Regions from separate parts of the Homo sapiens genome. Here region 1 is linked to region 2. Evidence: chromatin contacts called from ENCODE Hi-C or POLR2A ChIA-PET data. All regions are on one chromosome and are shown on one strand. Each heading gives the region's core, a stretch centred on a gene start or an enhancer-like site at or near the end of the contact. The rest is flanking DNA. Distances are from core to core; before and after follow the strand shown.

The links. Hi-C counts contacts between places; a loop is a spot of excess contacts on that map. ChIA-PET counts read pairs that join two places held with the same protein, here RNA polymerase II (POLR2A).
Region 1: a loop to region 2 is called in a map of PC-9, with 4 times the contacts of the local background. The contact joins the promoter of LINC01628 here to the enhancer-like site in region 2. A Hi-C loop is called at or near these places in 1 of 168 maps with a recorded cell type or tissue (PC-9). POLR2A ChIA-PET finds 5 or more read pairs at or near these places in 2 of 52 experiments (MCF 10A and OCI-LY7).

What each region holds. Positions count from the first base shown.
Region 1 is chr2:66,921,217-66,924,477 of GRCh38, forward strand. It overlaps LINC01628 (long intergenic non-protein coding RNA 1628), which reads right to left and starts at 1,274. Exons shown (of 3, transcript NR_110600.1): 1 at 1,086-1,274; 2 at 949-1,006; 3 at 294-476. All of the region lies in intron 1 of LINC01799 (long intergenic non-protein coding RNA 1799), which reads left to right.
Region 2 is chr2:66,423,888-66,427,580 of GRCh38, forward strand. It overlaps MEIS1-AS3 (MEIS1 antisense RNA 3), which reads right to left. Exons shown (of 4, transcript NR_046438.2): 4 at 1-3,275. Among named protein-coding and RNA genes, the nearest start is that of MEIS1-AS3, 7.7 kb to the right of the region's middle. Within about 2 kb of position 1,709, at least 5 of the 41 ENCODE cell types and tissues checked have a DNase peak (open chromatin) inside an H3K27ac peak, as active enhancers do.

The sequences.
Region 1 (3,261 bases), core at 24-2,523, 500 kb after region 2:
AGAAGTGAAGAAACATTTTCTCAGATTCTTTCTCCTTTACTAGGACATCATTTTGAAAATGTGATGAGTTAGTTAGAAGGATATAGGAACTCACAACTCAAAAACTGAATGATAAAATTAATATTAATAACAAATACCATGATATCAATAGCTACTATTTGTTGCAATTGCTATATCCAGGCACTGTGCTAATCCTGTAGATGCAGTCCCTTATTTATTCCTCACAACAAATCTGTGAACTAGATATGGTTGGTATCATTTTTCATAGGAGAAAAAAGGAGGCTTACAAGTACTTTGGCATGAATCAGAAAATAAACATTTTATAAATGTTAAGTATTTTCAGGAGTATTAGTATCATTTGGTGGGAGGTAATCATGGCGAAATACATCAATGGAGGGAGTCACCTTTCTCAACCTCTGTCATCATTATACCCAAGGTGAAGCATGGCAGCTGAGTCCCAGTGTGAAGGTTCAGTGCTAGCAGAAAGAAGAGCAAGGAGAAGTTGGTGAAGCTGGGGCAAAGTGAGGATATGTGTGCGTGCAGGTGTGTATGTTTGTACATAAATTTGCATGTGCATGTTTGTGTGCATGTATGTATGCACAGGTGTGTGCAAATGTAGACTTGTATGTACACGTTTGTGCACATGTACGTACATGTGTGTGCACCTATGTTTGGGGAGTGGGAACCAGGATGGGGAGGAAGTATAGAGTAGTGCCAATACAGGAGTGATATCAGCCTCCTTGAACATATCTAGTGCAACCTGACAATCTGGTACAGATTTAAAAACAGGCCATCGCTCTAGAGGAGAGTCCAGGAGGTGCCATGTTGAGCTTGGCATTAACTGTCCAATTTCTGGATTTTGGGCTGGTCCAGCAGGGTAGACTTATGGGAGAGGGGTCAGAAGGACTAAGGCAGGAGGTAGGCTCTGAGGGGGTGGTGTATACTTACCACATGGCACAGCTGTATTTCAAAAACTGAATAGCAGATACGGTCCTACCATTCAAAGCTGAGGACATAAACTCATAGATTATTGGCCTTCTCTTGTCCCTCCCATATCTCCTATTTCCAGTTCTATCCACACTTACTCCAAAGTGAGCTGCCTTCTTTCCACTGCTATAGAAGGGATTTCCTCCAAAACATTGAGCTCATAGCTTTTTTTCAAACACTTCAATTCTAGAGGACTGCTTTCCTTCTTACAGGTATTATGCCTTTTTGTGGGTGTGTGTGTGTGTGAAAACTAGAAAAAATTCAAACCTGGGGCTGAATGAGTCCATTGGAATCACAGAGGAATGTGAAGTTTTAAGACAATATCAGACATTCTAGAACTTGGGTGAAAGGTTTTCACATTCCCTCTCAGGCTCTGTCAAGCCACATAACAAAAATAAATTGATCAATAAATGTGTCAAATGAGAAAACATCACATTCTTGTCCTTGGCAGCATTGTATGGCTTCATGATACTTCTTCATGGCAGATTATTGTATGTGCCTCGGTCCAAGTCTCTTCCCTTTGTTCTCTTCTCCTTCTCTACCTTGGTTTCACCTTGTTTTAGGAGCAAAGCCAACCTATTTCATTTGGAATCTGATGAAAAGACAGAAATGGTTCCTGGGATTTTGAACTTTCCTCTCTTACTCCAACCTACAAGAGAGGCAACTCCGGAGGACGTAGGACAAATAACAACTAACACTTGTCTAGTGCTTTGTGATTTTGCAAAGTGCTTTTATGGATAAACTCACTGTTTCTTACAACAGCTTTGTAACATCATGATTATTGTTTCCCCTGACAGAAAACAAAATGTCTCAAATAAGTTAAGCAAACAGCTTATAGGTTTTCTGAGATACCATGATGTCTCCAATGTAATGTGGGATTTTTTAACCTATCTTCACTCTGGTTATTAGGAGAAATCCTCAGCACCCATGCCAGGACTCTAAAATCCTGTAGGCTTGAACGTTTCCTTGTTTTAAATAATGACCACGACTCTCTTGCTCACTCACTCACTCCAGTTCTAATGGGGACTTGAAGTCAGTGGGTTAATGCTTTTTCCTCTTTCCCTTTTTCTATCCCAGGAAATAAATACCTTTTTGAGATATGTTTTATTGAACAAATGCTGATTGAGCATCTATTATGTGCCAAACACTGTCCTGTGGCTTGGAATATGATTGTTAGCCAAATCATGCCTTTCTAGAGTTTGCATTCTCATGGAGTGAGGCCTAAAAAAATTTTAATAATGAATTGTGGCACTAGGTGTTCTATGACAGTTCTTTTCATTAGAAACAAGTCACTAGGTTTAGCTCACAAACAAGGAGAGAGGATTACACTGGGCATGTGTACCAGTAGTTGGTGGTCTTTGGAAGCCATTTTAAAGAGATTTCTATAAAAGGATCTGAGCATGTCTCTCAGAGGCCCAAAATATCCTCCCCCAACAATAACATTCTTAATAAATAAAATCTACAAGCCAACTTCTGCCTTCATATGATGATTTTCTGTGCCTCATACCTTCAAGTTCTATCTCTTAATTTCTACTATGAAACAAGAAACTAAAGACTTGAGGTGTTACCCTTTTGAGGGTTAATTTCCTCTCCACAAGGGTTTTCCACATCTGAAAATCTTTTTATTAGATAACTCTTAAGCATCATATCTGATCTTCTAAGCCACACCTATATCCTGTGGCAGCCACTGTTGCAACCAACAGTTCTGTGTAGGCTCCAGTGAGTTTCCAGTAGGTACGGTTTTGCTTCAGGCCCAAAATGCACACCTCTTGCCTCCGGCAGGTGTGGAGTTTCTTTACTGATGTCACTGCATTGAGAACTATAGAAACTTAGTGTTCAAGAATATGCATCCTGAAAGTGAGAGTGCTTAATACCAGGTTAGAAGAAATGTTCACCAATGGGGACTGGAAGTCAATGGGTAAATGCTTCTTCATTTGACTTTTCCTGCCTCAGGAACATTTTGCAAAGCATTTCATTCTGCTTCTCAGATGAGCTCACAGGACTGAGCAACTGGTCACCCATGGTGATATACTTGCATGGGCTCTCCCTCCTCCCTTGTTTTATTCTGGTTCCCTGGAACTACATTTCCAGATAAATTACTCACACATGGCCTTTTTCTTACACTTTGCTTCTTATGGAATCTAGGTGAAAACAGCCTTTAAGGTTTAATGCTTCAAAAAAGAGTGAAATCAATGCATTTCTGATGATGAGATTCTGTGCTATATACAATACACCTAAGCTTCAGTAGTTACAATGGCATTTTATGAGGTATGT
Region 2 (3,693 bases), core at 459-2,958:
AAATTTGAACCCAAGTATCCTAATTCTCTCTGCCTCTCTTTCTCACTGCCACTATTGGGAAATCTTGACTGGGAACATTTGGATGTGCAAACAGTGTTTTCTAATAGAACCAATTTCCAAACTCATTCTTCAGTTTTAGCCTGTAATGACCAAATACATGCAAATTAAATAGCTTTCAAAAGTCTGGGTTCCTCAAAAGATTTTTTACTGAAAGACATGTGAATCAATAAGCACCTTTAAAATGCAACAGGCTTATCATAAAAGCTAGGCTAGGACATAGACTATAACCAAAGTTTAAGCCTCGAAGAATATTATTAGGTTATTTTTTGTTAATATTCCATGAGTTTTAAAACAACAGTAAACTTCACAGAGTTTTTTAAAAACAAAATAAACTGCAGATTACCAGTCTGCAAACAAGTATTCTATACCAAACTCTCAAATCAAGACAAAATTCAAGGTAACAAAAAAAATTAGAATAAAGCTAAAAATAATTAGGGCATGGTGAGAAGAGGATAAGTAACTAATTTGTTTTAGGAGCAAAATTATTTGAAGCTAAAAATAAAAATATTTCAGGAAGTGCCAACTCAATTCATTTTGCCCGGAAAAGATACCGGATATTCTTGCAAAGAGTATGGTAGCCTGGGTTGCAAAGGGGTTCGGGGAAGCAGGAGTAAAATGCTGTTTTTGTGAACCTGATACCTAAACATCCCAGTGGGGTATTGTGCCTGTTTAGACTCCAAGAAGCTGCTTTTCACATCCTTAAAAGACAGGCTGCCCAAGAGAGACAGGGTTAGAGGGGATGCTGTTTTTAATCCTGGAGTAAATAAGGCCTTCAATGTCCTACCCCTGCCCTAAGTGACCTGAGCCAGTTCTCTGCTTAGGGTCACTTAGTCACAGGAAGTTGATGCAAAAGGCCTGTGGTGGTTGTTGTTTGCCTTGTTTTGTTTTGTTTTGTTTTGCTTTATTTTGGAGAAGTAGCTGGTTGGAGATGAGCAAGGCCTAGAAGATTCCAGCACTTTCACCACCAAATACAGGTTCTCCCTGCTGTTTCATTTCTTCAAGCTCCCTACCTGGAGGGGTCTTCTGCATAGCGGTACAACCTCCTGCCTTGTGTTTCCCTGAAGGGGCTCGGTGATGGAGTCAGGGATGGAGCAGGGAAGGAGGAAGGATGGCGCCAACGCCCAGCCCCCCCACACTTGCACACTCACACACTGCCATCACACACCCATCTGCTTCTGACAGAAGACAAGCTCTGACTTTTGGTCTTCTTAGGAAATAAGAAGAGTAAAAAATGTTTCTTCCGTAGTTGTGATGTTTTTCGTAGTTCAGGGTGTGTGTGTGTGTGTATGTATGTGTGTGTGTGTGTGTGTGTATAAAACCATCTTGAGGCATACAGAAAAGAAAAGGAGAGAAGAAATTGGATACTTCACTTAACCTATCTGGGTCTCAGCTTGCTTATCTGTGCAATGGAAAAGTAGAACTAAATGCCTTGATTTAACACCCTTATCTACGGTGGGGAAGGAGCTGTGAAAAGTGGTCCCTAGGCAGAGTAATCACAGCCCCCTACCCAGTGGATGATGACTCCCACTGCCTAGAGCAGGACAGTCATTTACGGGATCACCTAAGGGACATTTTGAAAGAGGATGTGTTTGCCTCTGGCCTCAATTGTCACCGGAACGCGCGCGCGCGCGCGCGCACACACACACACACACACACACATTTTCCCCACAGGGATTGTTTGCCTATGTGAACAAGTGGAAGCAGAAATCGCTCTTCCGAATTATTTAGGAAAGCCAACACGCAATTATGCAAAAGTCTAGATAAGGTTCTCCGAAGCAGAAAGCAGCAGCGCGGGACGCGGGTTTCCCCTTCTCTGGCGAGTACCAGTGCTGGGAGGCTGTTTATCTGTGTCCTGGTGCTGGGACAGGACGCAATCCAATTCCAGCTCTCGGTCGGTTCTGCCGCTCTGTCCCCGGTTCTGCAGCGCACTCTCTTACTCCCTCTCTCAGTAGTGTCCCCGGCTGTCTCCTTTCCTCCGTCTCCCGGTCCTCTCCCAGCGTCACCCCTCACTACCTATACCCCCGCGCCCTACCCCCACCTGGGGCGCTGGGTTCCACGCCTCCTCAAGAGGTGTGAGCGCCCGCGCTGGGCGCCCGTAGCGCGGCCCTCCTGTGTCCCCACTTCCACCCGGCGGCCGCTGGAAGCCGGGAGAAGGAACGGCACCAATCCCCTCACGCTTCTCCCAGGACGTCTGATCCCATTAGCGCACCTGAAATCACAACCTTGGCCACAAATGCGCGCTTGTTGCGACCCCTCCGAGTGGGCCGCCGTGCCGCAGGAGCCACTCTGGGGCCGGGGTCCCCAACCTCTCCCCCCTGCAAGTCCTAAAAGGAATCGTAGAGCAATTGATCTCGGAGGAGATGAGCGCACCCCGGGGCTCATTGCTGCCCCTGAGGAAGAGCCGTCCAGGAACGGAGGCGAGAAGCTTCCAGAATTAGGCCAAGAGGCAGGTGGCGGGGTGATCCGGCGTCCCCGAGTCCAGCTGGGGAGAAAGGCGCCCTCGGATGCTCAGCCCCAAAGCAGCAGAAGACAGAAGCCGGTGCGCCATCGTCGCTGCGCCCCAGTCCGCGGGTCCTCGCGCTCCTGCTCCGGCTCCCGGGCTGCCACCCACCGCTGCCCAAGCCTGACCAACTCCCAACTCCCTCCGGCACAGGCTGAGGCGACCCCCAAAGAGAAAAATAGGATCGCAGTCAAAACTGGCGGGGATGGGGCACACTGGTGGGAGAGGGGACCTTTTCACCTTTTGCTCTTCCCAGGGGACACAGTCCCCCAAACCTACGTCCCTGCGCCAAACCAGGTGCGAGCAAACTCCGCGGACCCCGCAGCTGGAAGTGCATCCTGCCGGGACCCCCACCCGACCCAGGGAGTCAGCGCGCCCCAGGGTGCAGGCAGGCCCAGGGCTCTGGGTGGCTCAGGGCACGGGGACCGGATCGCGCTGCAGAACACCGCCGGGACCCGGCACCCGGACGCGCAAGGGCGACAGGGCAGCCCTGCTGTAAGGACTGTGCCATGAGAGGTTCTCATTCGGTAAACAGTGGCCCTCCCAGAAGTGGCCGCCGACCTGCCAGTCAATGAAGTTATCCTCCGGGAGCTGGGAAGAAGGGGCGCCTCGCGGGGCTGTGGGCTCGGTTGCGAACCGATGTGTTTGTGGCTTATAAGTTTATTTCTCCCACTAGTTACCAGTGTTCAAATTGGCCCTTTCTCGCATAAATCGCCTGGAAAAAAAAAAATGATGTTTAGCTAGCATAGCCATATTCTGACGTTAATTTTTTTAAAAGGACAAAGAAAGATGATATTTGTTTTTCATTTTTAAATAAGGGCACAGAAAAGCACGTTTTCAGATATTCACAAGTGAATAACTACTCAGCAGGCGTCCTTCAGCTTCCTCTTGTTCTTTGCTCCTTTATGTTTTTGACGCTGCTAGAATTCTTTCTGCGCCGCAGGAAGCCTTCGATGTTTTCCTTATTCATTAGATAGCTCAATGAAATGTTAAAATATTTATTTTTGAATAATCAGTAAGATTTTTGCCTGAAGGTTTTCACAAAATATGCCCCTTTATCCAGTCGAACATGGATGCTAAGCATGGCCAGTGTGACTCATCCTGTTGCTTCAAAGGTAAATGTTTGCTATTAG